Regions from separate parts of the Mus musculus genome. Here region 1 is linked to region 2. A link is a loop called in an ENCODE intact Hi-C map of the cell type or tissue named here. Cell type or tissue: left cerebral cortex. All regions are shown on one strand. Each heading gives the region's core, and the rest is flanking DNA. Links, peaks and the distances in the headings are about the cores only.

The links. Peaks named below come from ENCODE experiments on the same cell type or tissue, not always from the same donor. Only the 100,000 strongest peaks of a DNase experiment are listed, where the experiment ranks them.
Region 1: it touches region 2 in a loop (2.6-fold over the local background); 2 of 42 quality-filtered maps call a loop at or near these places.

What each region holds. Positions count from the first base shown.
Region 1 is chr1:65,001,972-65,017,309 of GRCm38, reverse strand. It overlaps Akr1cl (aldo-keto reductase family 1, member C-like), which reads left to right. Exons shown (of 10, transcript NM_027582.4): 7 at 536-645; 8 at 1,078-1,243; 9 at 2,551-2,633; 10 at 4,001-4,232. The coding sequence ends at 4,043. Among named protein-coding and RNA genes, the nearest start is that of Gm24788, 8.2 kb to the right of the region's middle. In left cerebral cortex, for the core only: a CTCF peak has its summit at 6,953 (motif pointing right); a DNase peak (open chromatin) is centred at 6,949.
Region 2 is chr1:64,730,258-64,745,595 of GRCm38, reverse strand. Fzd5 (frizzled class receptor 5) reads left to right here and starts at 7,846. Exons shown (of 2, transcript NM_022721.3): 1 at 7,846-8,463; 2 at 8,743-15,038. The coding sequence starts at 8,996. The coding sequence ends at 10,753. In left cerebral cortex, for the core only: a CTCF peak has its summit at 8,011 (motif pointing left); DNase peaks (open chromatin) are centred at 7,761 and 8,872; H3K4me3 peaks cover 2,500 bases.

The sequences.
Region 1 (15,338 bases), core at 5,738-8,237, 270 kb before region 2:
CAATATGGTCCCAGGCAGCATCTCAGACCAGGGACACCCACATGGCCTTTGGTGGTAATGTGAAACCCTGATGCTCTATGGCCATGGACTCAGACATGGCCCTCAGCTGCAGCACTGCCAGGACCTCACTCTGGCCTCAGGCAGCAGGACAGGCTATCCCTCCACCCTCACTTCTCCAGTTCTGCCTTTTTTCATAGTGCTTAAACCATTCCATTTCTCTTTCTCTCCCATCTCTCCACAGCATACTTCCACATTTGTATTGGCGAGCACTGTGGGCCAGCCACACTGTGGGCAGGCGTGGGGTGGGGGGAAGGGGAGGGGAGAAGGAGGGAGGGTGGGCCTCTGGGTGTCTTCAGTCTGCCTGCACAGCGACATCTCTGTTTTTACTTTTAAAAAGAGGATTCTTGTTTGCAGTTGAGATTTTTCCATCCGTACAGACTTTTCATTTCAGCATCTTCTACTCGTGAACACTTCTTTTTCATAGTCATGTGGAGTTTTCTACAATCTGGTACCTCTCTATCTTGTCCACCTACAGGTAGAGTGTCACCCTTATCTGAACCAGAGCAAGCTCCTGGACTACTGCAAGTCAAAAGACATCGTTCTGGTTGCCTATGGTGCTCTTGGCAGCCAACGGTGTAAGAACTGGTAATAAAGATTGTAACTAAAGCTGGACCCTGGTGGTGCACACCTTTAGTCCCAGCACTTGGGAAGCAGAGGCAGGGCAATCTCTGAGTTGGAGGCCAACCTGGTTTACAGAGTGAGTTCCAGGACAGCCAGGGCTACACAGTGAAGCCTTGTCTCAAAAAAACCAAACCAAACCAAACCAAACAAAAAAAGATTGTAACTAAATCATACATAAGGCACGTATAAAAATAATTTCAGTTTTACAATTCTGAGTTTTTTTGTTTTTAATGAAGTCAACAAGCTCAAAAAGGAGGGGAAATCGACATCTGAAAATATTCCAGATGGGTCATATTTAAGAGTCCTGGGTCTAGAGTGAACACATCCATTTGTTCTATAATCCTCCTATCACATCAAATCTTGACCTCAAGCAGTCAATCTTCCTTTTCCCTTCAGGATAGAGGAGAATGCCCCATATCTCTTGGAAGACCCAACTCTGTGTGCCATGGCGGAAAAGCACAAGCAAACTCCGGCCCTAATTTCCCTCCGGTATCTGCTGCAGCGTGGGATTGTCATTGTCACCAAGAGTTTCAATGAGAAGCGGATCAAGGAGAACCTGAAGGTAAAGAGCAGGCTGTGGGCATCGGGGCTCCTGCAGTGTCTCTCTTTCGAAAGCCTCTGTGTGAGCTCCCAGTTGAGTGTCTGTCCCTGGCATTCCCTGGGCATGTGTGCTTCATGTGCACCCATGAGCATTTTCCTTTCTACAACAGCATTCTGGATTCCTGTCTGTAAAGGATTAAGATTGGCCGGGTTTCAGCTTTAAGTTAGCCATGTGCTCTGAAGCCTTATGCAAGCCAAGACCTGTCATTCAATCCCTGAAATGAAGGAACTGGACCATGTGATTTTCAACCCACATCAAAAAGTCATGTTGTATGTCCTTGATGCTCACAAAGAATATTCAAATGCTGACCCACTCTGTATATTGATTATCTTTATTTTCAAGTAAGAAAATACTGTTGCCTATAACAGTTGTCCAGTCAGCCAATTTCAATATACAAGTTTAATATAAAATGAAATAAATAAATTGATGCTTTTATCCCCAGTTTCTCCCTCTGGAGTCTCTCTATGCAATCCAGGCTAACCTCAGACTCACTGTCTTCTGCCCCCTGAGAGCTGGGATGACCAGGTGTGCTCCACACTCAGTGTAGGACTGGAAACTTTTCCTGTCTAGGCTTAAAACTGCCACCTGTTGTTGTTTTCATTCTCTAGGGACCATTGTAAATACAGATCAGGTAAACCTCAAGCAATGGGAAGACAGATGCCACCCAATGCTGGCAAAACTCGTTTTGATGGCTTAGTAATGAGAAAATCATTTTAATCCTTAAAGTGTTACACATTTAAATGGAGACATTCTTTTTGAGGCAGCTCCTGAATCCTCTAAACAAATTATCATTGACACTTGAGAGATTTCTGATGACATAAGAAAGGGAATTTTCACGTTCTGATCACTCATTGGTTGGATATACACAGCCAAGGGTATCCATGAAAATGATTGCTATCTCATATATGTTTAAAAAGTGGTCATTAGATTCCTCTAGACCTTGCATGAAATTTGTCCTATGATCTTTGCATATGACAGACTTGTTTCTTCTCCAGCCTCTTTTGAGTTCTGATTTTTGCCTGGAGTATTGTGATTTCGATATAGTACACATACTAATACATTTGCATTCAACATTCATTTAGAATTCATTAATAGTTTTATTTGATCTTAGCCCAAAGGCTGGGAAGCATTCCATTAATAATTTTGAATCTTTTTTCTTGTTTTTATCTTATGGAAGCTGTTGTCCCACACCTTTCAGTCTGATTAGCTTGTGCTTTTCAGATCAGCAAATATGTGGTCATACTAAGATCTGTCTCCTTATGTTACAGGTCTTTGAGTTCCACTTGCCAGCAGAGGACATGGCAGTTATAGATAGGCTGAACAGAAACTACCGATATGCTACTGCTCGTATGTAAGTAACCTTGGAAAATACATCACTCAATTCATTTTCTGATGGTGAATTTAATATGATTGTTAAGAGTTGCCTTAAGCCGGGCAGTGGTGACACAAGTTGCCAGCACTTGGGAAGCAGAGGCAGGCAGATTTCTGAGTTCAAGGATAGCCTGGTCTACATAGTGAGTTCCAGGACAGCCAGGGCTATACAGAGAAACTCTGTCTCAAAAAAAAAAAAAAAAAAAGAGTTCCTTAATACCGGGTATTGGGGTAAGTGTGAGATGGGAGCTTTTGGAAACTCTGGTCCCAAATCCTTCACAGAGACCTGTTACATTAACAGGGTGCCTGCAACCAGGGTTAACATGGATTACCACACATGGGCTTCTGTATTTATTATTATACCACAGACTTCATATCAGCTAATATTGCTGACTTCATACCAACATGTAAACCACTATATTTGACAACTATATGGTAGATATGTAGCGTGGATTTTACTGTAGCCTGTTTAGAAGGGTCCAAAATTTTAAAAAAATTTTTATCACTTTATATTTGAGTTGTTTTTGAAGTGTGGAGTCCTAAAAACTATGCAATGAGTTTCTTTGACGTGAAAGTATATCCCATAATTCTGTCCTTTTTTTTTCTAAATTAAATATAGTGTTTTATGAGATGGACGGTGAGTTAAAGCTTAATGAATTATAAATTTGGGATTACCAGTACTAAATTGTACTTACATACATACATATATATACATGTATACTTACATATATACATGTATACTTACATATATATATAATACATCACCAGTTCTCAACTTGTGTGTCACACCCCCTTTGGGGGTCAAATGACCCTTTCACATGGTTGCATATCAGATATCCTCCATATCAGATATTTACATTATGACTCATAACAGTAGCAAAATTATAGTTATGAAGTAACAACAAAATAATTTTATGGTTAGGGAAGAACTCTATTAGAGGGTCGAAGCCTTGGGAAGGCTGAGAACCACTGGTCTGCACACACATATCTGTAGAAATGTTGAACCACTGGTCTGCACACACATATCTGTAGAAATGTTGTACACAGTCACAATCAGATTCTGTTTGCACTGAGTGCTTGGAGTAAGAAGGGATGGGCTACTGCTTCAGCAAACTGGTGATGCAGTTAATGGAAGAGAGTACGTTTGTACATTTGAATGCCCAAGTTCCGTTACCTTCCAAGCAGGGGAACAAAAGTGAAATTTTGTTATGACTAACAAAATGTTTACTATGCAGCCATTTTGTGGCAATAAGACAGATTATATAGCCAGTAAATAGAAACATTCTATTGTGGTAATGATCAGGAGAGTCATTCCTTCTACAATCTGAGCCCGCACTACCGTTTCAGTATTTCTGCTCACCCCAATTATCCATTTTTGGATGAATATTAACGCGGAAGCCTTTGTTGTGACATCGCTCAGAGGGAGCAATGTGGGAGATGCTGTGGATGTTGATCAGCATCACCTCTGGTCGACGTCGACATCACCGTCAACCCACACTGAACTGGATGGAGAGGGGTGGCCATGGTGTTTTGTGATACTTTGAAGACAATAAAGTTTTGGTCTATGAGGTACATGTAACCACCATGTCTTTTATTTGTATGGTCTGTTTCCATCTGAGTCACTGAAGTAAACTAGAATTTGAGTGTTGACAGGGAAGGGAGTGAGCAGCCATCTTGCAAGGATTAGCGGTTGGGGGTGTGGAGTTGAAAGGGGACTTGAACAGTCCTCTGCTTGAGATGCATGCATATGTTGATAGGTTTACCATATAGACAAAAGAGAACATTCCTCCCAAGAGCCAGAGTTGAGGGTTGAACCTAAAGTCTACGTAAATAAAGGGATTCGTGCCAGTACTGCTAGGAATTAATCAAGAGGCTGAAAACCAAATTCACTGACAGGTGAAAAACTGCTAAATACTTACGCTGTATCCAACTTGCTTAATTTTAGAAATAAACTTGAATTTGATATGCATTATCATTTCAAATATTTTTATTGATTATCATTATTATTGTGTGTGATGAGTGTGATTGTGGGGACATGAATGGCAGCGAGAGGACAACCCAGCGGAGGGGGTCTCTCCTTCCACCATGTATCCCGGGACTGAAGTCCGGCTTGTGTGACAAGCTCTTTTCCCAGCTGAGCCACCTTGCCAGCTCTCTTTCAAATATCTCAAAAATGACACAAGTATACATGTAAAACACAAAATAATCTCAAATTCATTATTCGTGATGCACTATTTAAATGGTAAATAATGCATTTAAGACAAAGTCTTCAAACTTAAACCGTTTGAAAACAGCAAATAGATGTAACAGGACACTTTCAAAAGCCATTAGCCTTTTGCAGTCTCGTTTACAAAAGCGCACAATCATTTTGAATAAATTCAGGAGGATAAAGTTTATCAGCGAGTTTTGAGGCTCTAAACCTTCATTTCATCTTGCAAAGCACAAGACAGTGCCGTGAGCAGTAGTCAACAACAAGGGTTGTTAAGGACATGGGTACTTGTTTTTTTTTTAAGTTATTTTATGTGTATGAGTACACTGTAGCTGTCTTCAGACACACCAGAAGAGAGCATCGGATCTCATTACAGATGGTTATAAGCCATCATGTGGTTGTTGGGACTTGAACTCAGGACCTCTGGAAGAGCAGTCAATGCTCTTGACCACTGAGCCAGCTCACCAGCCGTGGACATAGGTACTTTTAATCATGCCCTTCTTTTGGCAAGTTTTGTCATGTCCCAGAGCATTGGTTCTCAGCCCTTTGAGGTCACATACCAGATATGCTGTCTATCATATTTACATTAAGATTCATAGCAAATCAACAGTAGTGAATTAGCAATGACATAATGTTGTGGTTGAAGATCTCTACGCCATGAGGAACTGTATCTAAGGGTCACAGTGCTAGGAAGGTGGAGAACCACTGTACCAGAGGCTTTCTGAAGCCACCACCCTCAGGAGACACATAACTACCCAACCTGCTCATCCCACATCACATCCATGTACCTGAAGAATCCCTTCCTTAAGTGAGAGGAGGCATTACTTTCACCTGCCCTTGAATCTTGGGTTAGCTTTTAAATTTACTATCTCTCCTGATGACCGCAGATGTATTCATGGGTTTAAGCACCATCTATGGACTGAGAAACCCTAAGTCAGTATCCATAGCACAGCTTTCCCAGATAATACTCCACAGCCTTGCTTCTATGTAAGGGACACCTGGAACTTGGTATTTTTCAAAACAGGCTCCCTTGTATCCCTACTACCTGCCAAATTTTTCCAGTCATGGTATTTGTAGACTTTATGAATGATATTCAGTCATTTTACCCAAAAGATTGGACTTTGTATATTTTTACATTTTACTTGTACTCAAGAGATCTGAGTAAAAAAAAAAAAAAAAATCTTAGAATGCATCAGAGATCTTTGTAGCTAACTTAGATACAACACAAACACACAGACTTTGAGGCAAAGCACCTACAGTTGGAATATTATCAAAACTTTCATTTTGATACTAACTCAAAATACCTATGAGTAAATTTAACATTGACTACAGAGAAAATAATAAGATATTGAAGACAAATACTAAGATTTGAACAAGTGGAAGAACATGCTTTCTACCGCTGTAGTAAGGAAAATTGCATACTGAAATAAAAATGTACATAAAGTAATATATACTTTCATACAATACATTTTATAATCTAGTAGTCTTGTCTTTAATAGGATATGATTTACATCAGACGTATACAAAACATTAATGAATAACAGAAAATTTACAAAAATATAATGGAATCTTTTTTCACTGGTCGTGACCATTCTCGGTTCAGGGGACTTATCTGAGTGGACATGAATACCTGACACCAGGGAGTTTAAGTTGCCTTTGGATCTATTTGTCATGCCCACAGCAAACAAGCCTTTGTGAGGTTAAAGAACCCAAAGCCTTCCCATAAATCAGAATGTCTGAGAACATTAGAAGGGTTGGTTTTGGTTTTGGTTTTGTCTTGTTTTTTGTCTCGGAGACAGGGTTTCTCTGAATAGCCCTGGCTGTCCTGGAAATCACTTTGTAGACCAGGCTGGCCTCGAACTCAGAAATCCGCCTGCCTCTGCCTCCCAAGTGCTGGGATTAAAGGTGTGCGCCACCACCGCCTGGCTACTTTTGTTGTTGTTGTTGTTGTTGTTGTTGTTGTTGTTGTTGTTGTTTTTCGTTTGTTTCTTTGTTTGTTTTAGAAGGTTTATTACATGAACACAGTTCCCTGAAACAGCACCATTGTAGGAAGCACGAGAAAACCACTAGGTGGCGCTAGAAACCTCCCACTATAGGCAAGCATCAACGCTGCTTTCCCACTAGAGGGAAACAAGTAAGTTTGGTGACCTTATGATTCATGCTCACTCCGCTTCTCACAGGGCACGGTCTGGAGATGTCTAAACTTTCCAGATATGTCTTGGTAATTTGGAGTTTACGTGAGAAAAAAATCAGTGACTGTTTTGTAAATGTCACAGCTCTGCTGCATAGAGATTAACATCCTGATTAATACAGCCCACCATGTGGGGGGTCAGCACCTGTTTTGGCAATTGGTATACCTGGGAAATGAATATAGATCAAGGAAAGCTGAGGCCTGGGTTGGGAGGACACATATTTCCATCACATTTAAATGAACCATAGTAAAGATATATTATAAAAATAGTTAACAATAATGCCTCCAATCAGAGAGCTAGATGCCCCAGTTTTGTGGGCAGGAACAATGGAACAAATTCCTCATGTCTGGGGAAGTGCCCAGGTTAATGTGACAGCGGGACCGCAGAATAAGTTACATTTATATATGAGAGCTTTTTAACCAGTCTTTGATTGGGTAGTGATATTACTTGTGCCTTTTGTGTTATTGGGTTCTGCACGCTCAGATTTCTCAAAAACCTACTTTTAATAAGGGTTCTCAAACGCTTCAACCCCCGCTTCTAGTCCACCATCCAAACGTAGGAGAGAAAGGATGGTAAATAGAATAAGGGTGTGTGGACCTGTTTAGAAGTTGTTCTTTGGGGCCATTCCAATCTCTGTGATCAGGGAACCAGCATTCCAGTTTGGTAGTATCAGGATGCCAAACATGAATCAGCGGCAGTGGCATCGCCTAGCAGAAACAGCCAGGCCTCTCTCTACCAAATCAGCACATGTCAGTGGGAGTGACCAGGACCAGCTGGGACACCAGAAGACGTTCCCTGCCATGCTTCTCTCAAAGAAGTGAAAGTCAGCAAAGACGTGAGACCAACAAAGTGTTACAAGGCTAACTGCGAGCCCGCTGTTACTGTCTGGTGAATCCTGTTGATACTCTCTGCAAACATCACATGTCCTCCCACAGGTCTTACCTCAGCAAAACACCATGTGAGTTTGTATCGCATCACATCAGGGCTCTGGAAATGTCAAGAAGAGCTACGTGGGGCCTTTCCTCAGAGTCTAGCCAGGGAGTCTGATCCATAACTGATATCAAATGTGTTGAGAACAAGCAAGAGAGACTTATCCTCAGTACTACCATTTTGTTTTCAGACTCCATTTAACGGACAAACTGAACTTAAGCTCTCAGGCCCTAGGGCAGCTGGGGACTCCCCAATAGGCTGCACAGCTTCTGTTATAAGGAAACAGTTGTCTGCGTCCAGACATCTCAAGGACAATGTCTCCACCTTGCTGGCAGGGTCAAACAAGTTCATATTCCCAGTCCCAGGGACCAACTTCCATCCTGATTAATGGAAACTCCCTCGCTCAGCCCCTCATGTCAAAATACAACCAGGCAATGCTATAACCCACCCTATTCCCCCATTGCTCTGTGGTCTTATTCTTTAAATATGCTGTATCCCTTCCAGATGATAGTCCAGCTGTTCTGCGGCCCTTATCGATTAGTAAAGGCTTGATGACAATAAATTTCTGTCATCTGCATTGACCTGGTGTTTGAGTTCTGTTGGATGCATGATGGATTTAGTGAGACCACAACTAACTGCGGTTACTGTGAAGCGTTGTGGAGACACAGGGCAGGAAACATGTGGGCTCCCCTTGATTAGGTATGAATTCTGGGAGGGAGATTTTCTATTTCGCTATAAGATAACTTTTGAGATGTTTCATAAAATATGCATGAGAATATAACAATAGAACAGAAGGACATTGATGCTGGCACCATGGCAACACAAGGGAGAGTGTGGTCCACAGTGGGCAATGTGGCTGTCAGCATAAAGGGGCGAGTGGAGGCAACAAGCAGACGGGACACTAGGAACGTAGAACCGAATGCCAAGAACTTCCAGATAATGAGGACCCGTGGAAGGCTTCTAGCCATCTTGGTACACTTGGACCGTGCCTCCTTATGGACAAAGAACTGGTAAAGAGGAGGAAGGGACCAAGCTAGACCAGGGAGCCTGGGAGCATTTGCAGAGAGTTAAGCCAAGGGCAGCGGCACTTGTCCCATTAAAAAGGAGGCAGCTGGCTCTAATTCCTGCCTCACAGTCTCAGGAAATGGAGTGTAGGGTGGCTAGTCACAGTTACTATGTATGTTTACGGTGTAGCACAGACCTTGGAAACAAAGTACTCCTTGTAGGCTCTTACAGCTTCTGAAGTTTCTTGTGTATTGTATTATTAGCCAGTCAGTGTAGTATTCTCCATTTCATAGATCAGAATTGAACTTTTCTTTAGTGTCAATGCACTACAAATAACCACTTTCTCACTTTTTAAAGAACTCAATTCTGCAGTTTTTGTTCCCATCATAATACGAACAAAGTTATTGAACTTTCTTCCTGGGAACCAAACTGACAATGAAGGCTTGATATGATCTGGGAATAAAGTGGTCCCCAGATGGCTCACTATTGGAGAGTTGACCACCAGGAGGTGATGCTATTGGAGACTATCTGGGGCTTTATAAAAGGGGGACCTACCTGGAGGAGGTGAGTTTCTGGGGTGGGGGATGGGCTTCTTATTGTTTTGGGTTGATCTCTGTTCTCTCTCTGCTTCCTGTCTGCCCCTGGGTGGGCAGCCTACTCCTCCACCGGCTTTTCCCACCACAAAAGATTGTAACATCTCAGTTCATGGACTCAACTGAGCCTCCCTCCCTTGAGTGGTTTATGTCAGAGATTTTTGTCATAACAGATGTACAGGACACCAAATTCAGCAGCTCTTTTCCCTAAAACTGTGTGCTAGTTTTGTTTTGTTTTGTTTTGTTTTAAATGAATCTCTTATTTTCTTGCATGTCTGTTCAAGTCTTTCTTTTAAAATTTTTATTGCTTTAAAAATATTTTTTAGGAACTGGAAAGATGGTTCCGAGTTTAAGAGCACTGACTGCTCTTTCAGAGGTCCCCAGTTCAATTCCCAGCAACCGCATAGTGGCTCACAACCATCTTTAATGAGATCTGGTGCCCTCTTTTGGCCTGCAGACATACATGCAGACAGAACTCTGTATATATAATAAATAAATCTTTAATAATATTTTTTTTAATTTTTAATTATGTCTGTGTGTATGAGTCTGGATAGGGGTGTGTGTACATGAGGTGTCCACGGGCAGGGATTAGATCCCGCCAAGACTGGAGACACAGGCTGTTGGGAGGAACCTAACCTGAGGAGCTGGGAACTGGGCTCAAGTGCCCAGCTATGCATGCTGTTAACCACTGACCCAACGCTCCAGTTTTTAAAATTACATTTTTATTTACTATTTTCATGTGTGCTTACGTATGTGTACCCACCTGAACAGGACGCAGCACACATGAGAACCAGCTTCAGGAATCAGTTCCCTTCCTCTACCGTGTGGGTCTCAGGGATCCAGTTCTGGCCGTCAGTCTTGACAGCAGGGATCTTTCTTTACTTGTTGAGCCAGCTCTCCAGATTTTTTTTTTAACGGTTAAAGTCTTGAAAATACATTTCTCTCTCTTTCTCTCTCTCTCTCTCTTTCTTTCTTTTTGTTGTTTTTTGTTGTTGTTGTTGTTGTTGTTGTTTTTGTTTTTGTTTTTCAAGATAGAGTTTCTCTGTATAGCCCTGGCTGTCCTGGAACTCACTTTGTAGACCAGGCTGGCCTCGAACTCAGAAATCTGCCTGCCTCTGCCTTCCGAGTGCTGGAATTAAAGGCGCACAACACCACGCCCGGCTGAAAATACATTTTCAACTTCAAAAGTTTTCTAGTTTACATTTTGAACAAGAGTGAAATTTTGATGGCATTTTCAATCACTTAATGTAAAATTAAAACCAAAGACAAAGGTGAGTGCTTAAAATAGAAACCTAGGGCTGGAGAGATGGCTCAGCAGGTAAGTGCACTGACTGCTCTTCCAGAGGTCCTGTGAAGTGGAAACTTAGGGTTTTTTTGGCGAGTCAGTTGTGTCAGATGGTGTTTTGCTGGGGCAAACACATGAAGGAGTGTTTTCCTGAAGTGCATACAGGTGAAAGGATATCTTGCTAAAGCAAGCACGTGAAAGGATGAGTGATGAAGGATTCTTTGCTAACAGCACATCATGTATTGTTTCACCTTACAATGAACTGCTGAGCTCCGTTTGTTGTGACTCCATAGAGAGAAATGCACCAAAAAACCTCTGGGGTGTTCTAACGGCTTCTTGCCAATTCCTCAGACTCAGGCTGATTGGCAGAATGATACCAGCTGAAACAGACTCACATGGAATTTTGCTAAGACAGACCCACATGCTAAGGCAATACACGTAACAAGGCAAGACCTGTGGAGGACACGTGATGTTTGAAGGGAGTATAAACAGGACTCAATGGACACTGGTGGAAGCTGGCTTGCATAGCTAGCTTTGCAACACATCAATGGTTTCATGTCTTAGCTGATCTTCACTTCATTGAGAGAGGCACAGCGAAGTCTCCTGTTGTAATTGCTCCTGCTGACTCGGCCGATTTGGCGGAGGTCTGGCTGTTCCTGCTAGGTCATGCCACCGCTGCTGATTTGTGTTTGCTCTCCTGACACTACTGACCTGGACTGCTGGTGTATTCATGAAATGTTTGCTACTGCTGCTGTCTTCTGGGAACTGAACTGCCGATTTCCTGACAACACAGATTGGATTTGCTCCAAAGAACAATATCTAAACAGATCTATTTCCCCTGTATCCTAATAATCTTTCTTTTCCACTACCTCTAGTGGGCAATGGGCTAAAAGGGAAGTTAAAGCATTTAAGAACCCATATTAAAAGTAGGTTTTTAGGGGCTGGAGAGATGGCTCAGCGGTTAAGAGCACTGATTGCTCTTCCATTTTTCCTGAGTTCAAATCCCAACTACCATATGGTGGCTCACAATCATCTGTAATGGGATCTGATGCCCTCTTCTGGTGTGTCTGAAATACATACATACATACATACATACATACATACATACATACATAAATAAAACTTAAAAAAAAAAGTAGGTCTTTGGAAAAATTGAAGCCTACACCAGGCTCAATAAGATAACCTGGAGCTGTTTTCTGAAGGCCACTACCTTCCCACTTATGCTCTCCCATGTTAGCATCACTTGCAGAAACAGACCCCGTTCAAGAAGAGGCTATCATCATTATTTGAAGTACCAGATAGCCGACAAAGCATCATTTCTGGGTATGTCTGTAAGGGTACTGTTAGGGTCCAAGAGTTGCTGAAAGAAGACCCCAGACTCAAATAGTATGCAAAAGATCATTTATTTTGCAGAAATTGCCAGCATGCAGAGGTCAACTGTTCATCAAAATGGCAATGACCTGAAGGGTTCTCTGGTCCCCTTTTATGCAAACCTATGAGAATTTTCTAGAAGGGCTAGGTAACCTCTAACGTGATTGGTAGGAGCAAAGCAGTGACATTAGTACAATTTTGATTGCTTACTATGTCAGTTGCATTATATTTGGTGAGACCTTGAATGATTTCAGAGACCAGCTCGGCTCTAGCCTCCTTATCTCCTCCAGCCGAGTGTCCCTGGAGCTGGCTCAGCTCCGGAGCTATCCTCCCTCCTTCAGGGTAATCACTGATTAAAGACCCATTGTCAGTGACTTTCTCTGAGGAGCCCAGTTGGCTTCCTGGGAAATTGAAGTTTTCCCAATTTCTCAGTGGATCTCTCAGTACTACCCAAAGAGACTGGCATCTGAGTTAGTGGACAGAGTCAGAAGATTGCTCTTCCCAGTGTGGACAGGCACTGTCAAAGCCACAGGATGCCTGGAGAGACTGTTGTAGGATAGATGAAAGTTCGCCCTCTCCTTCTCCCTCTCAAGTACACACCCTATCGATATGGAGACTCATCTCCTATCCTGAGACATAAAAAACAAAAAAACAAAAACAAAAAACTCCAGGTTCTCTGGCCTTCAGACTCCAGGACTCACGCCAGCAGTCTCCCAGGTCATCAGGTCTGCAGACTTGGACTAGACCGTGCTATTGGAATTTCTGTTAGGAGTTATGTATAGTTTTGGTTTATGGTATATTCATGGACTTGGAGCAGAGCTGAATCCAGAGAAGGTGCTCAATGGTGCTTTAATGGGTGGATGAATAGAGTGGATGGATGGATGGATGGATGGATGGATGGGTGGATGGATGGATGGATGGATGTGTGGGTGGGTGGGTGTGTACATAAAGGAGGTTATGAGATCCTAACAAAGGAGCAAAAGTGCATCATGCTGTTATGCTCAGGGGTCATCAGGAGCCACATTATCAGTGGAGCTGTCTTAGTTAGGGTTTTATTGCTGTGAAGAGACACCATGGCCAAGGCAATGCTTATAAAGAAAAACAATTTAGCTAGCATACAGTTTCAGAGGTTTAGTCCATTATTGTCATGGTGGGAAGCATGCCAACATCCAGGTAAACAGGGTGCTGGAGAAAGAGCTAAGAATTCTACATCTTGATCCACAAGCAGCAGAAGGGGGCTGTGTTCCTCACTGGGTGTAGCTTGAGCATAGGAGACCTCAAAGCAAGCCCACAGCCCACCCACAGTGACACACTTCCTCCAAGACCACACCTACTCCAGCAAAGCCATACCTCCTAACAGTGCCACTTTATACAGTCCCAACATTCAAACATGAGTCTGTGGGGAGACAAACCTATTCAAACCACCACAGGAACATAGGCTATAAGGTAAGGGTTAGGAGAAAATGAAGCTAAACAAAAAAGCTAGAGCCATCACTTGAAGCAGATGCGTACACACGCTTCTGTTCTGAATACAGCAAAGAACTACGGCCTCCAGTTTAAGTAAAGCAGTAACGTCACATTAGCAAGTAACAAAACCACAGCCCAGACAGAAGATGAACGTGGGGAGAAGCACAAAAATCAGGGACTCCACTTAAGAGTTGATTCCTCTTTCTAGCTACATGGGCTACTCAATGCAACAGATTCCTTCCGTTTGAGCCTTGGCAGTCCTTAGGCACACATTGTATCCGCTGAATGAGCGTTTCTTCTTGCCCTCTTATGCATCCATCATAGGCAATTTGGTGCCAATTGCCTTCTACCAAATTTGTCAGATTCGCTAGTGTACCTCCACAAAGGGAGTTCAGGCAAGAGAAGACTATTGGCCTCAGTCTAAAAGATTCCAATGGACTTGTATTGACAGTGTCCCTCGTGGCTCTCAACAAAATGCTCCTCAGCAGAAGTGCAGGCAGGAACTGACCTCAAGTGGGCTGCTGAGATGCAAAGACAGCAAGTGGAAGATATCCTTGGAAAATACAGAGAATAGCAGCTGGCATCCACCCAACTTAGGGGACTTGGAAACCTATGACAGTGTAAAAGTTAAGAGTCTGGATTCAGGCACCAGCCTGCCTGTGTGTGAATTTTCCACTTACCGTATGAACTTTCACAAGGTGTTTAAATTGTGTCTTCATTGCCCCACCCTCTGTTGAGTAGACAGAATAATAGCTCTTATGTCATAGGACTGTGAGACAAAGAGTTAATATATAAAAAGTGCTTGGAACAATGTCTGGTCTAGACCAGCATTTGGTGAACGTGGCGGTGATTGCTATTTTATTGTTCTGTCTGCAGTTGTCAACTCTGAGGATGTGTCATAACTAGCTTCCAAGGAAAGACTTTGTTCACTGTATATTTACTACTATTTTGGTTTGAGACGAGGTCTTGTGTACCTTGGACTAACTGTGAGCTACTGTACTGCTAAGGATGGTCTTGAACTTCTGATTTTCCTTCCTCCACCCCTCAAGGGCTGGAACTATAGACATGAGCCACCGTACTCAGATTTTCTACCATCATAATTAAACACAAAATTATGTATCTCCTCCTTCTCCTTCTCCTCCTTCTCCTTCTCCTCCTCCTCCTCCTCCTCCTCCTCCTCCTCCTTCTTCTTTCTCTCTCTCTCTCTCTCTCTCTCTCTCTCTCTCTCTCTCCTTTTTCTGCCTTTTCCCCCCTTGGTTTTTACAGGTTACTCTGTGTAGCCCTGGCTGTCCTACAACTTGCTCTGTAGAGTAGGCAGGCCTTGAATTCACAGAGATCCACCTGGCTCTCCCTCCTGAGTGCTGGCAACACCAAATTACCTTTATGAGCAAGATATACATGTGTCCAAAACACTTCCTCCCTCATTTTGAAGTCATCATCGTGAAAGATGAAACAGATGAATTGAGGGTATTTTCAACAAAAAGGCTTATTTATGATGCTGTGAGCCATGTCAGGAAATCAAAGAGAGACAATGCCGTGGGCTGGGGCTGGCGACAGGATTCTGTTACATCTTCCCGACTCCCCAGCCTCAGGGTCAAGGAAAAGAGGCAGTGTTGCAACCCAGAAAGGTTAA
Region 2 (15,338 bases), core at 6,632-9,131:
TCTTTGCAGCCCTCACAATGGTAACAAATTCTGTTCATTATGAATTAGCCAGTATTCCATTTGGGATATAACTCAGTGGTAAAGCACTTGGCTAATATGCATGAGACCCTGGATTGTATCCCCAGGAGGAGAGAAAAAAGCTATCCAGTCTCAGATGTCCTTTCAAGGCAACATAAATTGAAGATAGGCCCCAGTTGTTTTGTGGATAAAATAGTGTCTAATGCTTTTCCTTTTCCTTTTTTTCCATTCTGTTTCTCTCCTTTGTTCTTCTATATCCCTAGTCAATAAAAACAAGCACAGTATTAGTGAAGAAGTGTTATTTATGTACAGGGCGTGCATATGGATATAGTTTATGGAAAAAAACCCTTTTGATTAGACCCCAGGGCACCTCAGGTAAACAGGTACTCCATGATGACCCAGTAATCTCCAGCAGCTCATCACAGGCTCTTTCTGCTTCCGTGTCCTTTGCTGATTCCTCTTTCTAGAAGAGTGACTTTGTCATATCCTTCCAGTAATCTAGCTGAGGGGATCAAAACAGAACAACAACAACAACAACAACAACAACAGATACTTCCAGACTCCCTTGCAGCTAGGGTGCAGGTTTGAAATACACTGTTATCCAAGAGCCTTCAATGAGATTTGACAAACAGATCCAAAGTGAAGCCTTCTACTGCTATAGGAGGCAAATGATGTTACAGAGTCAAAACAGAAGGCAGCTAGCTCATGATGCTTCTGTTAGTATCCCCTTCTGAAGGTGAGTCATCCACTCACATACTTTGAGAGCATAGGAGGCAGCTGCATACACCCCTGCTTGAGTCTTAGCACTAAATCTCTCCCTGCTTGAAATCCTCAGAGTGGTTTCTGTTCCCAGCACTAAACCCTGGTGAGTTGTCCAGCTCATATTCAGCCTTTCAGTCAAGTCTAGGTCTTCTCTTGGCTGACTGCCCCTCTAACATCCCATGATGCCCAGCTTTGTCAGAGCACAACTTTCTATCTCTACGTTCTTGGCAACAAGTACTGGGTTCATGGCAGGTAGGAGTCATTGCTTTCGGTTATTTTTGGGGTGTGTGTGTGGTTAGGATTCTGGGGTTTTGTGTAAGGATTTACTGTCAAGACTTAGGTTCTGATCACTGGTAAGTGGACAGAAAGATGTAAGAGCCAGAGAGGGAAGAAGTATGTAGCAAAAAGATGTCTTCTGGTCATTTTTGCATGTGAACTCAATTGCAACTGTGGTTATCTACACAAGGCCTACACATGATTAGGCCTGTCAGCATTTCATCATGGAGGGGAAGAGGCCATAAGAGAAGAAATGAGGGGTGAACCATCTATGGCTTATAAGTGTATCAAACTGTCGATTTAAAAAAAAAATTAAAGGGCAAAGTTCTGAAATCTAGTATAAGGAACTCTACCTCATGTCTAGTCAGCTAAACCCAAACAGTAAGTTGCGTCTAGATTTAAACTGGGTTCTAGATAAGTCTAGAGTCCTCAGTTCTCCCACTTCTCACCTCCAAGCAGAAGAAACCACAGGAGAACAGATGGCACTCTGCAGAACAAAAGAAATCAGTAATTGTGGCCCGACTGTTTTTGACCAGTCATGGCTAGGCCCACAGCTAGGCTTGCAATCAATGAGCAGGTAACCTCTGGGCTCGGGGGTGGGGGTGGGGGTGGGGGTGGGGGTGGGTCTAAATCAGAAGATATGCAGCCACTCTGCAAGTTACATAGCTTATCTGGACTGCAATTTCTTCATCAATAAAATGGGATAATAACATCCAATCTTCCAGGATTCTTTGGAGAGAAGAAGTACGTGTGTAAAATATTAGCATGATATGCACACTGGGAACACTCGATTCTCACCCGTTGTTCCTGGACTTGTGGTCCTGATTTTGACCACTGTTCCGTTAAGTTATGTGTTCCCCTTAGCCGATGCATACTCACATGCAAGTAGCCTAGTAGCATGTATTCTTTGATTTGACGGTTCCATTTATACAGTGCAATGTGTATAAAACACTCTTTTGCAGAAGGCCCGTGGGGTTCACTTTGTAGCTAAGCTGAGATGGAAACAAAGGTATTTTTCCCCCCAGTGGTTCTTAGCCCTCAATAAAAAATGAGAGTCACCTGGAGAATTGAAAATCAACAGAAACAAGCAAACAAAACAAACCTGAAGACAGTATCTACGGCCCTCAATCAGAAATCCCATTCCACCCGGCCCAAGGTTGAGGGGGTTTCTTAAAGGTCCCTGGGTGATTGTAACACGCAGCTCGGAGCTGTTGATCAATGTGGGAAAGATTAGTACTCCACAACCTTGGGCGGAGGGCCGGAAGGAAAGCTGCCTTTACCTTTTTATAACCTTCACTGTGGTGTGGTGTGGGAGGGGTGAGTGCATTTACTGATGTGTGTGTGTGTGTGTGTATGCAAACGACAGTTTCACTATCAACCCAGGAAAATGGCTCCGGAGTTTGCCCCTAGTTGGTGTCTCTGTCTCTCATCGGAAAGCAGCTGATAAGGTGGGGACAGGCCAGAGCAGAGATGCTGTGGACACGGGAGAAGCTTGTCTGGAAATACCCGTGAGAGTCAGTCTGGCTGTGGACGGCTTGCTGGTGCCCGCACCTGTGCGCACAGGTGACCGAGGTTGCCAGCTGTATGCCCTTTGGCCAGGGCAAGTGACGAGCCCTGCTTTGGCATTCAATTTAGTTCTAAGTGCCAAAGATAACTGGTTACAGCTGGATTGTGCTCAGGAATAGAGTACAAACACCCCCAGAAAAGGGGGGGGGGGAATAGGACGGTGGGATGGACCTTAGAAAAAGCTAGTTAACAGTCAGTCACCCAAGTCTGCGTAGACTCTTCCGGGTACTAAACACGGTTCCCACCCCTTTACCCTACAGATTTAATGAACTTCTGATGCCAACTCTATTAGGATAAGTACTTCAAACTCTCTCCTACAGACATAAAGAAGGGCCCGGTGTTGGCAACAAGTTGCCTGAGTGCGAGAGGTGACTTAGGGCAAAACCAACTTTTGGACTCATACTGTATTGAGAAGTAGGGTCAAGCTCATGTGGTAAGTTCCCCTCAGCAGGCACTCATTCATTAGTCTGCAAGGCTATGAAATAGACTGTTCAAAGTGTGTATATTTGGCACACCATTCCCACCTTAGTTATCATTATTTTCAATAGTGTACAGAGAACCTGGTATGGTGGCCTGGGTCTGTAACCTCAACAGTCAAGAGATAGAGACAGGAAGATTCTCCAGAGTTCAAAGTTAAATTTCATAGTAAAACCCTGCTTAAAAATAAATAAATACATAGCCTAAAAAGTAAATAAAAAGTACATAAAGGCAACCTGTTCACCTATTCCTATAGCATTGGGAATAATAATGCATTGTAAAAAAAAAAAACCATAGATACTATGATTACAGAATTGTAACTATTCCCCCATGATAAAATAGAAAAATAACATATTTTAAGCACTTAGACTCTATAGGATGCCAGACATTTAAAAAAAACAAGATAAATAGCATTATTCTCCAAATTTTCAACAATGAATAAATATATCTTGAACAGTAATCTAAGTTGCTTCCTATGAATTTGAGTCTGCAAAAATATTTTTAATATAGCAGCTATCAGAAGTGTGATATTTAGTTAAGTGGCTTTATGGGGGGACATCTGAGCAAAGCAATAGATGACAGTTGGTAGAGTTTTAAGTGCTTAAGCGTTTTGTCTTTGGAGCTGAGCATGGTAGTGTACCCGGTTAATCCCAGCACTCAGGCAGATGATTTTGAAGCTAGCCTGATCTACAAAGCAAAGTTCCAGGCTAGCCAGGGCTACAGAGTGAAACTCTGGCAAAAAACAAAACAAAAAAACAAAAAACAAAAAACAAACAAACAAACAAAAAAACCACCACAACAAAAACAAAAGCACCCCCCAAAAACCCAACCAACCAACCAACCAAACAAACAAACAAAAAAACCCAATAAAAAATGTTATCTTCGGACTGATGAGATGGCTCAGCAGGCAAAAGAGCTTGGCATGCAAAACCATTAGCCCGAGTTTAACCCTGGAACCCGGGTAGAAAGAGAGCTCTGACTGGCACACAGCACCATGGCATACTCGAACCAGGATACATACCTACAGTACTAATAACAAATAAAATTGAATTTGAAATATTTGTATGGGCTGATAGAGTGTCTATCTCAGTGACTGAGAACTTGCGTAGGATGTGCAAGACCCTAGGTTCAATCTCCAGTGCTGCACACACACAATTGGTACTTTTAAAAAAAGTATTCTAATTGTTTGTATAATAAATTGAACCTCAGAAGAAAAATTTTGCACTTTAAAGGGAATTTTAATAATTAAGTTTAAAGCTGGGCGTGGTGGCACAAGCCTTTAATCCCAGCACTCGGGAGGCAGAGGCAGGCAGATTTCTGAGTTCGAGGCCAACCTGGTCTATAAAATGAGTTTCAGGACAGCCAGGGCTATACAGAGAAACCCTGTCTCAAAAAACCAAAAAACAAACAAACAAACAAACAAACAAAAACAATAAAAATTAAGTTTAAATTAAACTATGTATTTACTGTGTGCACATGTTCATGTGGGTGGGTTTATTCTTATGTGCGCAAGCTCACTTGGAGGTTGGAAGCCTGTGGTGAGTGTCTTCCTCTGTTGCTTTGTGAGACAGGGTCTCTTACTGAAACGGGAGCTCACTGATACCACTGGACTGGCAGGCCAACAAGCCCGAGGAATCGTCAGTGCTGGGATTATTGGCATTCACCATTTGCAGCTTTTAGTGGGTGTTGGGAGTTCTTATGCTTGAGAGAACGGACTTTTTGATTGAGCCGTCTCTCTAGGCCGGAAAGAACTCTTTAAATTGATTAAGTACAAATTGTATATGTTTATGACTACATCCTGCTGCTTAGATATAGCTATGTCTGCTGGGATGGTTAATTCAAACTATTTTAGCATATGTAACACATGGGTCTTTTTTCTTTTGTTTTCTGTTTCTGTTTTTGTTTTTTAAGTTTCCTGTAACCCAGGCTGGCCTCCAACTTGATCGCAGTCGATGATGGATGACTTTGAACTTCTGACCTTCCAGGCCCCACCTCTTAAATCCTGGGATTATAGGCATGAGGACAATGCCTAGTTTTAGGTGGTATTGGGAATTGAACCTGGGTCTTTGTGTTCGATAGGTAACTAAATGAGTTGCATTTCTAGCCCACATACTTATCTTTGTGTGTGTTGTGATAAGAACACTTAAAGTCTACTCTTAGTAATTTACAATTGTACCGCATTGTTATTAACTGTAATAATAATGAAGTATAAGAAATATCGACTGCTACCCTTTTTGTGGACTAGTTACACCCAATAAACCCAATGAGTTGTTCTGGTGACAGTTTCTGTATATGATTATTCCAAGCATTAAACGAGGCAAAATATTTAGCAGCCTGCCTGAGGTATGTTAAGTACTCAGCATACTTTAAAAAAACTATTCTGTTTTTAGATTTATCTTTAGGTGTATGAATGTTTTGCTTGCATGCATGCATGTGTACCAGGTCTATGCATGGCAGCCATGAAGGGTATAAGAGAGGAAGGACCAGCTCTCCTGGGATTGTACAGATGGTTGTGAGCCACTGTGTGGGTACTGGGAACTGAACCCAGGTCCTCTGAAAGAGCACACAATGCTCTTTAACTGCTGAGCTCCAGCCCCAATCAGCATATCTTAAAATAACCTTTAAGTAATATATGTGGGAAAGCAAAAACTAAAACAACACACACACAAAAAAAGATACACGTTTACTTTGTCACCTTTTTTGGATTTTGTTTTGAAACACAGACTGTCAGTGTAGCCCAGGTTGTCTTCAAACTCAGAATCTTCCTGCTGTCCCCCTATAGAGTGTTGGATTTAGAGGTCTGAGCCACCACACCCAGCCAACGTTCCCTTCCATTACTACTGTAACTACTTGGGATCTCTAAGCAAAAGTCAGATTTTTGTTGTTAAGGAAGGTTGACAGAGCAGTAAGACAGTAATGGTCTAGGCAGAACCAAGTGGAACAACCCAAGGTTCCTGGGTGAATTCCAGTGTGAGTAGTTTACATTCTCCAACTTCCAAATAATTTTTATTATTAGCCAACACTTGTCCATCGCAGCAACATACACAGCACATAAAGTGTAGCAGCCTCCCTTGGCATGTCGGCAGGCTGGACATACTTTCCACTACGGGTCCTTCCTTATCTGACTGGTGTGCTATAGTTTTTCACCCCTCCAATAATTCTTAGCCCGGGATGTTTCTAGACCCCGAGGGCCAAGCAGTTACTAAGAACTAAAGAGATTAAATTCTAGGGAGATAGAATAATAAAAGAGGTAGAATTCTAGGGAATGAAGCAATATACATTATAAACATTTAGCTGTGATGTCTGAGATTAAACACGGAGTTTCATTAGCCTCCACAACGCCTTGCTGATAAACTGAAGATGGCTTTTCAGCCCGTACAGACGGCACAGAAGACAATAACAACCCAACAGATCTCAGTCAGTGAGGCCAGTTCAGAGTCCTTCAAGTACTCCTATGCCCTCCCCTACTTCAAATCCCTCCCACTCCCCTCCCCCAGCGGAAGGAGGAGTGAAGGAGCAGTCTACAATTTAAAGCCTCTTCATAAGCGTGTGAACGAATTTCAAGCATGCTAAACACCTCGGTCTCCCAGCCTAATTAGAACTCGTAGAAGAGAGGCATTTGTGGGACATTTAAAACTTGGAGTATACTAACCCATCAGGAGAGCGCCACTGCGTGTCCCTGCGTTGACTGTGCGCAGCAGGTCTTTTCACGGTTCCCACTGCCCCAGTACGCCCCGGTTATCCGGTCTCAACCTCGCCAGAGTGCACAGCAGCCAACCCTGGGGGACCAAGCACCCTGAGCTGTACACTGCTCCAGTTCAAGAGTTTTTCTCTGTGGGCAAATTCGGATCTGCCAGGGATTATAAACCGCAACTGCTAAGGACTAACGTCTCTAGAGACTTCCAAAACTGGAAAGAAATTCATTCTCTTGTCACAAGGACAAGATTTTGTTATATATAAAAGGGCAAAGCCTGGGAAATATCGATATTTCTAAGGGAGGGGTGAGTGGTAAAGATTGTGAACTCTGCTGCCCAGCTTCTGGTTTGGGATTCCAGGTCAGAGCGCCTATTGTGTGCCAGGAGCTCGCACAGGGAGGGGCACAAGTTTGTCAACGTCTCTGCTGTCTTGTTAGCTCAGCTGTGTAGGTCAAGTTCTGAGGTGTTCTGGCCTCAGAATCCTACGGTATCCAGATCGCGTATCAAGGTGTAAACGATTAACTAACACGAGGTTGCTCATTAAGTACTAGCACGTCTGTCACCTAGCACAAGGCAGCTTAGAAAGAGGACAGGTGGCACAACCGAATTGACCTCTCATCCCTTTAAACAAGCGCCAGACCTCGATAAGGACACTCAGCTGGAGAGAGGTGGCCTGGTGGAGGCCCTGGAAGCCGGCGTTCAGAGAACAGAGCCCTCAGGAAAGTGAGCACCATCCTGGTGAACCACCGCAGAGAACTCCAGAAGGACTTGGGGCCAGGTTTCCCGCCCGGGTTCTCTGGGAGGACTCATTAGCATTGACCCCGCCCTCGTAACTTCCCGGTCCACTATTGGCCGACGCTCTTCCGCTGCCCGCTCCGGGCGGGGCCGCGGGGCGCTCGCGGAGAGGCCAGGACAGCGGGGCGGTGGGCGGGGACCCGGAGAGCGATTCGTGGGACGGCCCAGCTCGGGGCAGGGCGGGAGGGGGCGGGAGGGGCGGTCCCGGGGCGGGGCCTCCCGGCGGGCATTAGAGGCAGGTGACCCGGGCGGGGCGGGAGAGGGCAGTCAGCCTGCGGCCGCGACTTGTCCTCTGCCGTCGCGCACAGCTCGGAGCTCCCTGGAGGTGGGCGAAAGAGTGCGAGAGCGCGGGGGAGGAGCCGAGCGGGGCGCGTCCCGAGAGCGCCGCCACCGCCCCCCGGAGTCTGCTGGAGCGCGGAGCCCCCTGCAGGGGAGGCGGCGAGCGGCTGGCGGGACGCGGCGGCGGGTGCGGACTATGCAGTCCCCGCCCGACCAGCGCTGGCTGCTCGCTGTGCTGTGAGGTGGCGGGGTCCCCTCCGGCTGCCGCACCCCTCCGCGCAGTTCAAGTGCTGCCCGGCGCCCTTGCCCTTCGTCCCGGCCCCGGGACGCCGGTGGAAGGCACGGCCTGCCCCTGCCTTGCTCTGCCCGAATCATGCAGGGGGCCCCGAAGGAAGAGAAGGCGAGTGACCGGCCCGCGCCGCCCATGGTCGAGGGGCGCCCTGCTCTCTGAAACGCCCTCCACCTGCTGCCATGTGTCGCCGCCACAGGTACCTAGCTTGTCGTTAAACTTTCCCAGCTCTGGCCCGATTCGGAGTCGCGCGACTGAGGAGCCCGGCTGGTCGCAGACATCTGCCGCCCAGCAGGATCCTCCGAGGTGAGAGCCCGCGTCTTCCCAGTTCACCCGGTTCCTCTGCCCCCATCTCGGGGACTGAGCTCTCTGGCCCCAGGCACAGCCTGCAGGGCCGGGCCAGAAAAGAGAGGCGGGCGCGGGCAGTGGGGTGGAGGGGGTGGGGGCGTCTGAAGTTTGGTTCTAGGAGGAGGGGAGGAAAGGAGTTAATCTTGAGATTGGAGCTGGTTTGCGGAGACCAAGTGGTTGGCGCTCCTCTAAGAGGAGTGGTTGCGATTTTTCTTTTCCCCTACCTTCTCTTTTAAGAGTTCTGTCCTTGGAGTCGGAGCCCTAATCATCCCTCCAGCCCTATCTGGTGTGGAACTGAGTGCTGCCGGCGGAGGCAGCGCCTTCCAGAAACAGTTTATCTTTGGACGGATTTCTTTAAGAGAAAAAGAAACCAACAGGTTGCCAGCCCGGGCGTCACACTCAAGACTCCGGAGAGGGAAGCCCCGGCCGCAGATTCGTCGGCCAACGCAGACCCTCTCAGGCAGCGGGAGGCAAAGGGAAGAAGGAGACGATGGCTCGACCCGACCCGTCTGCGCCTCCCTCTCTTCTGCTGCTGTTGCTGGCGCAGCTGGTGGGCCGGGCAGCGGCCGCCTCCAAGGCCCCGGTGTGCCAGGAAATCACGGTGCCCATGTGCCGAGGCATCGGCTACAACCTGACGCACATGCCCAACCAGTTCAACCATGACACGCAGGACGAAGCAGGCCTGGAGGTGCACCAATTCTGGCCGCTTGTGGAGATCCACTGCTCACCGGACCTGCGCTTCTTCCTGTGCTCTATGTACACGCCCATCTGTTTGCCTGACTACCACAAGCCGCTACCACCGTGCCGTTCCGTGTGCGAGCGCGCCAAGGCCGGCTGCTCGCCGCTCATGCGCCAGTACGGCTTCGCCTGGCCCGAGCGCATGAGCTGCGACCGCCTCCCTGTGCTGGGCGGCGACGCCGAGGTTCTGTGTATGGATTATAACCGAAGCGAAGCCACCACCGCGTCCCCTAAGTCCTTCCCGGCCAAACCTACACTCCCAGGACCACCAGGGGCGCCATCTTCCGGGGGCGAGTGCCCCTCGGGAGGCCCATCCGTGTGCACGTGCCGCGAGCCCTTCGTGCCCATCCTGAAGGAGTCACACCCACTCTACAACAAGGTGCGCACCGGCCAAGTGCCCAACTGCGCGGTGCCCTGCTACCAGCCGTCCTTCAGCCCGGACGAGCGCACATTCGCCACCTTCTGGATTGGCCTGTGGTCTGTGCTGTGCTTCATCTCCACGTCCACCACCGTTGCCACCTTCCTCATTGACATGGAACGATTCCGCTACCCTGAGCGCCCCATCATCTTCTTGTCTGCGTGCTACCTGTGTGTGTCACTGGGATTCTTGGTGCGCCTGGTAGTGGGCCATGCCAGCGTCGCTTGCAGCCGTGAGCACAGCCACATTCACTATGAGACTACCGGCCCTGCGCTGTGCACGGTTGTCTTCCTCTTAGTCTATTTCTTTGGCATGGCCAGCTCCATCTGGTGGGTCATCCTGTCGCTCACCTGGTTCTTGGCGGCTGGCATGAAGTGGGGCAATGAAGCCATCGCAGGTTATGCACAGTACTTCCACCTTGCTGCCTGGCTCATCCCCAGTGTCAAGTCCATTACGGCGCTGGCACTGAGCTCGGTGGACGGGGACCCAGTGGCTGGCATCTGCTATGTGGGCAACCAAAACCTGAACTCACTACGAGGCTTTGTCTTGGGCCCACTGGTGCTGTACCTGTTGGTGGGCACGCTCTTCCTTCTGGCAGGCTTCGTGTCACTCTTCCGCATCCGGAGCGTCATCAAGCAGGGTGGCACTAAGACGGACAAGCTAGAGAAGCTCATGATCCGCATCGGCATCTTCACCCTGCTCTACACGGTGCCAGCCAGCATCGTGGTGGCCTGCTACCTGTATGAGCAGCACTACCGGGAGAGCTGGGAGGCAGCCCTCACCTGCGCGTGTCCGGGACCGGACGCTGGCCAGCCACGCGCCAAACCCGAGTACTGGGTGCTCATGCTCAAGTACTTCATGTGCCTGGTGGTGGGCATCACGTCGGGAGTCTGGATCTGGTCCGGCAAGACTCTGGAGTCTTGGCGGCGGTTCACCAGCCGCTGCTGCTGCAGCTCTCGGCGGGGCCACAAGAGCGGTGGCGCTATGGCCGCAGGAGACTATGCGGAGGCCAGCGCCGCGCTCACCGGCAGGACCGGGCCGCCTGGCCCCACCGCCGCATACCACAAGCAAGTGTCCCTGTCGCACGTATAGGAAGGCCTGGAGGCCGAGGCCCAGGGACAGTGCTGGAAGTTGAAGGGGGCAGTTGTTTCGCTTGGTAGCTTTGTGAAGGTCACTTCCGTTTACCTTCTTGGTGCTGATGCCCCCTCCCAGAGTGGCTTGGAGAGGAAAAGGGGGCGGTTTCAAGAGATTACCTGTCCCCAGTCTTCTACAGGGGGCTCGGCTCGCAGGGCAGTGGGTTAAGTGTATTCTAGTTTGCATTTCTTACTGCTTTCTTTAGAAGTACCTTGTTTTTAATTTATATGTATTTTAAGTTTTAACTTTGTTGCATTTTGGCAACAAAATTTACCTTTGCTTTGGGGGCTACATAATCCTCAAATTGGCATTGTAATGAGGTTACTGTTGGTTCAGGTTTTTTTGGACTGTGTGGTCTAAATTAGGAAAATATATTTCCTATACGTGTCTTTTTTTTTTTTTTTTATAAATGTGAACAGTGAAAGGCTGCTGTGAGTGGGAAGGTGTGGAGTGTGTGTGTGTGTGTGTGTGTGTGTGTGTGTTTTAAGGTAGTTTCTTCTTACAGTGCTTAAAATGTCCAGGACACTTAGAGGCCAGAGGCCATCTGCTCTTTCTGTGTCTAGCCCCCTCAAGTCCTCTGTGAAAGTAGACCATGATGTGGTTAGGACCATCCCTCACATGATAAGGTTAGAGTTTTGTGAGCCTCCTTAACCTTGCTCAGCAAGCGTTGGGCTCTTGGCAGCCGAGCTGCCATCTTTCTCATCCCCGATAGAGCCAGCCGCCCTTGTCGTGTCTTGAATAAGTTAGAGGAGGCATTATAGAGCGGACCTAAACATTTGCCTTGGAGCCTGAGGGATGGGGATTGGCTGAATGTGAATTCTGAACTAGTGAGGTGGTGAGCCTTCTGCTGGAGAGGGTGGCTCTTAAGATGCTCCAGAGAGCCCCACCCCCACCCCCCACCCCCGAGCTTTTGAGAATAAAAAATTAGGCTACAAATTTCAGTAAAAATAAATTCACTCCCTTTTTCTGGAAGTAGTTAGGACTCTTTGCTAAAGGGGGCTCTCTTTTAGATTAAAGGACAAAAAACGGATATGCTTCCAGTAATTAAAGTAAATTCCCATTGCTTCGAATCTGCGGCTCCGGCCCACCTCCTTTATCATGTTAAACAGTCCTCCTTGCTTTTCTTATTCCTCCTGGTGGAGAGTGGTGATTAGAAACCACACCCACCCACCAATGAAGTGCTCAGACTGGGGGAGGGAGGTTAGTTACCTGGGAACAAACCTTGGCTCAGGGGGAAAACAAATGGCCCTGAACTCAAGGTTTAAAGCCAGATAGATATATTCCCCAAAGCAGCTACACCATGCCCTAGTAGCCTGAAAACCAACAAGACTCCTAACTTAAGCTTTGTAATATGGGGGCTACTGTAAGTGTAAAGCCACTGCTGGAGAGACCAGGTTTCTTTCCCCCCCCTTTTGAGAGAGCCTGTATAGTGATGGACACCCCCTTACCCAGTTTCCCTGCTATTAGAAGAGTCTGTTTGCTTTCCTAATCTATTTAACTATTCATTCACTAAGAGTGTGGGGCCATTACTGGGAAGGAAATGGCAGGGCGTACCAGTGACCAAGGCAGAGCGGGGACTGAATTTAGGGATCTAAAATGGCCAAGCCACTGAAATGTCACCAAGCTTTCCTAGAGAAACAGCTGGAGTCTAGGCATCCCGATTTTCTTTTGCAGCAGCTGGGGGGTGGGTTGGGGGTAGGGAGAGTTAAGCCTGAGCCAGCTTTATGCCCCAGGGACTGAGTGGAAAAAAGCGTAGTTCCCACTGGGAATGTAAGCAGTCAGAGGGTGTTCACATTTGTAAAATACTCTGCCCTCGCTCACTGGAGTCAGAATTAGAATTTCAGTGGCTTCCACAAGACCTTGTACACCTAGATGCAGGACTCTGTGAAGGTCTTATTCCGATGCCCTTTTCCTTCCGGGAACCTCAACACACTCACTGGCTATGCACCACTTCTGTTTTTCAAATGAGGTTCTTTTCTTATCACCTTGCCCTCTTGCCTTGTTTAGCATGGTCTTCCCAGAATCTGCTGCTCCCTCCCCACCCACCCCCCCTCAGTCTGCTGTGCATAGTTAGGGTTGTTCCTCTCTCACAAAGAAAATCGAGAATTGGACATACAGTGTATCTAAAAGTTGTGGGGTGGAGCGGATGAAAGTGATTTAATTCATCTTTTTTAGAATGATTATTTTTTTCCATCTAAGCAACATGCCAAAGCTGTAAAAAAAAAGAATGATTAATAATACCCTTTGAACAATACAGCAGTTGAAGTGGGCGCAATGCTAGAGCTGGAGGCCGGGAATGCCTTTGGATGGAGCTTCAGAGGCCTGGAGTTTTCTGTCCTCTGCTCCCCTCTCCCTTACCCTTAGAGAGACAAAGCGCACCTGCTTCCCTGAAGCCAACAGGAGTTTCTAGCCAGCCCTAGGGGAGGGAAGAGGGAAGCTGCCTTCGGATGACTACCCCCTCTTCCCACCCTCTTCCCACCGCACGTTTTCCTCCACTTTGCATATCTGTACTGATAACAAGAAGCGAAATGAAAAGCCTTGGGGGAGTTCAGCAACTTGTGCACCGCCAGCCTTGTGTAGCTGAGAGGACTAGGGTTGGTCTCAGATCCAGGGCGCGTGCCTTTGGCCACCTCACTCACCTCTCAACCCCTGGGATGCTTCACAGATTAGAGAGTGAGGATTTAGGTAGTTTAAAGAAAGAAGCAGGACCTCAATGACTCCGATGGCCAGATATTAGGAAGGCTTTTTGTTTTTTAAATTTATATAATTTCCCTCCTCACATTTTGAAGTTGTCTGAGTTGGAAGAAAATCCTTTTTCTTGGTGCCTTATTGGTTTCTTCTTGCAATCCTTTTTGTCACAGTTTCCTGTGATCATTACCAGTGGCCAGGGCCAGTGTGTGTGCGCGCGCGCGCACGCTTGCCTTGTGTGCACTTGTGCGCATGTACAAGCTTAAATAATGTGCGGATGGCACTGGTTCTAAGTTGGTATTCATTAGGCTGTTCCCTCCTGGGCCAGGGCAGCACTAATCTTGACACCGGCTGCCAGGAGAAAACATCATGGATCATACACTGAACCTTAATAACAGCATCAGTGACCTGCACCGGCGAGTGTGGCTGGGAACCCCAGAGCTAGGAAGCACGGTTGTATATTTTAATGAACTGCTGCCCCTGCTAAGGAAGCTGCTTTCACTTTTGTGCTCTATCTACAGAAAGACCCAGGGGGGTAGGAGGGACAAAGCTTTGAATAAGTGCGTTCTAACACTGGCAAACAGGACTGAGCACATCACAAATCCAGGCAGGTGTGAGGTACAGCGGCTAAGAATTGTCTGCTGCCTCTCTCTGCCCTTTCTTGTCGCCAAAGTCCAATCAAGTGATCCTGGGAAAGAAACAGCCTGGCTTGGGGAGTGCGCTCAGAAGGGAAACCTAACAAGACAGTAAAGAAGGGTAGGGAAGATGTAGCTAACCTGCTTCAGACTCTCAGAGCCTTCTGGTAGTGTGGTGACAATCGCAGGATTGATTTCATCCAGGATAGTGTCTGTCTGTGGTACATAATTTTAAAAGAATATTAATTCATGTTGTTACAAACTATGTATAGTATGTATGTTTTGTGGGTGTGTATATACGTAATATATATTATATATATATATATATGAGAGAGAGAGATTTAGTGACTTTTGATACGGGTTGGTGCAGGTGAATTTATTACTGAGCCAAATGAGGCACATACCGAGTCAGCAGTTGGAGTCCAGGGCATTCAGTGCTGTGCATGGTTGGCATACATGTACAGTGCCTATCCCGTGCAGTAAGAATCACCACCGGCATGCCACATCCAGTACTCAGAACTCAGAGCCAGCAATATTTTATTTGTAGACAATCAGCTTGAATCTATAGATTTTATGACTGGCAAATGATTATAATCCTGAACCCATAACGCTCGCAAAAGGAGACCCAGAGCGTCTTGGAGAGACGTTTGGTTTGGTTTTGTGCCTGGGAGTCAGTCAGTACAACAGCAACTGTATGTGCTTATGTTAGTCTCAAGATCCTTAACTTGTTGACCTTATTATTTTGGAAATTTTTTTGTATTATATTTGTGGGAAGGTAAAATAATGATTTTAAGATTTTTATCAAATATGGAGATTAGTTATTTATGAAAAACAAAGAAATGTCTATTTTTGTTTCTTTGTTCCCAATTAATGTAGATAACTTTTTAAAATGCATTAAAGCAATGGTGAAGAAAATGTAATGGAGGCGTTGAGTCTTTCTTGTTACGGAGAAATGCATTGGTTTCCAAGAGTAACTGCGATGCAGACTCCAGCATGGTCACCACAGGTCTCAGATGTCCTGAAAGTATAAGCAACTGAATTTTCATCAGTAAAATTGACCAAACTCTAATTGCAAAAACAACTGCATATGACCATTCCCCCCTCTGTGCTTCCTGGGTTTCTCCTGTCTGTGTGGGGCTTGCTTTGTTCACTTGAAGTGGAGGGAGCTCCATTGAAGAGCAGGGGTGTGTCCCGGGTATGCTTTGTTTGATGGGTATGTG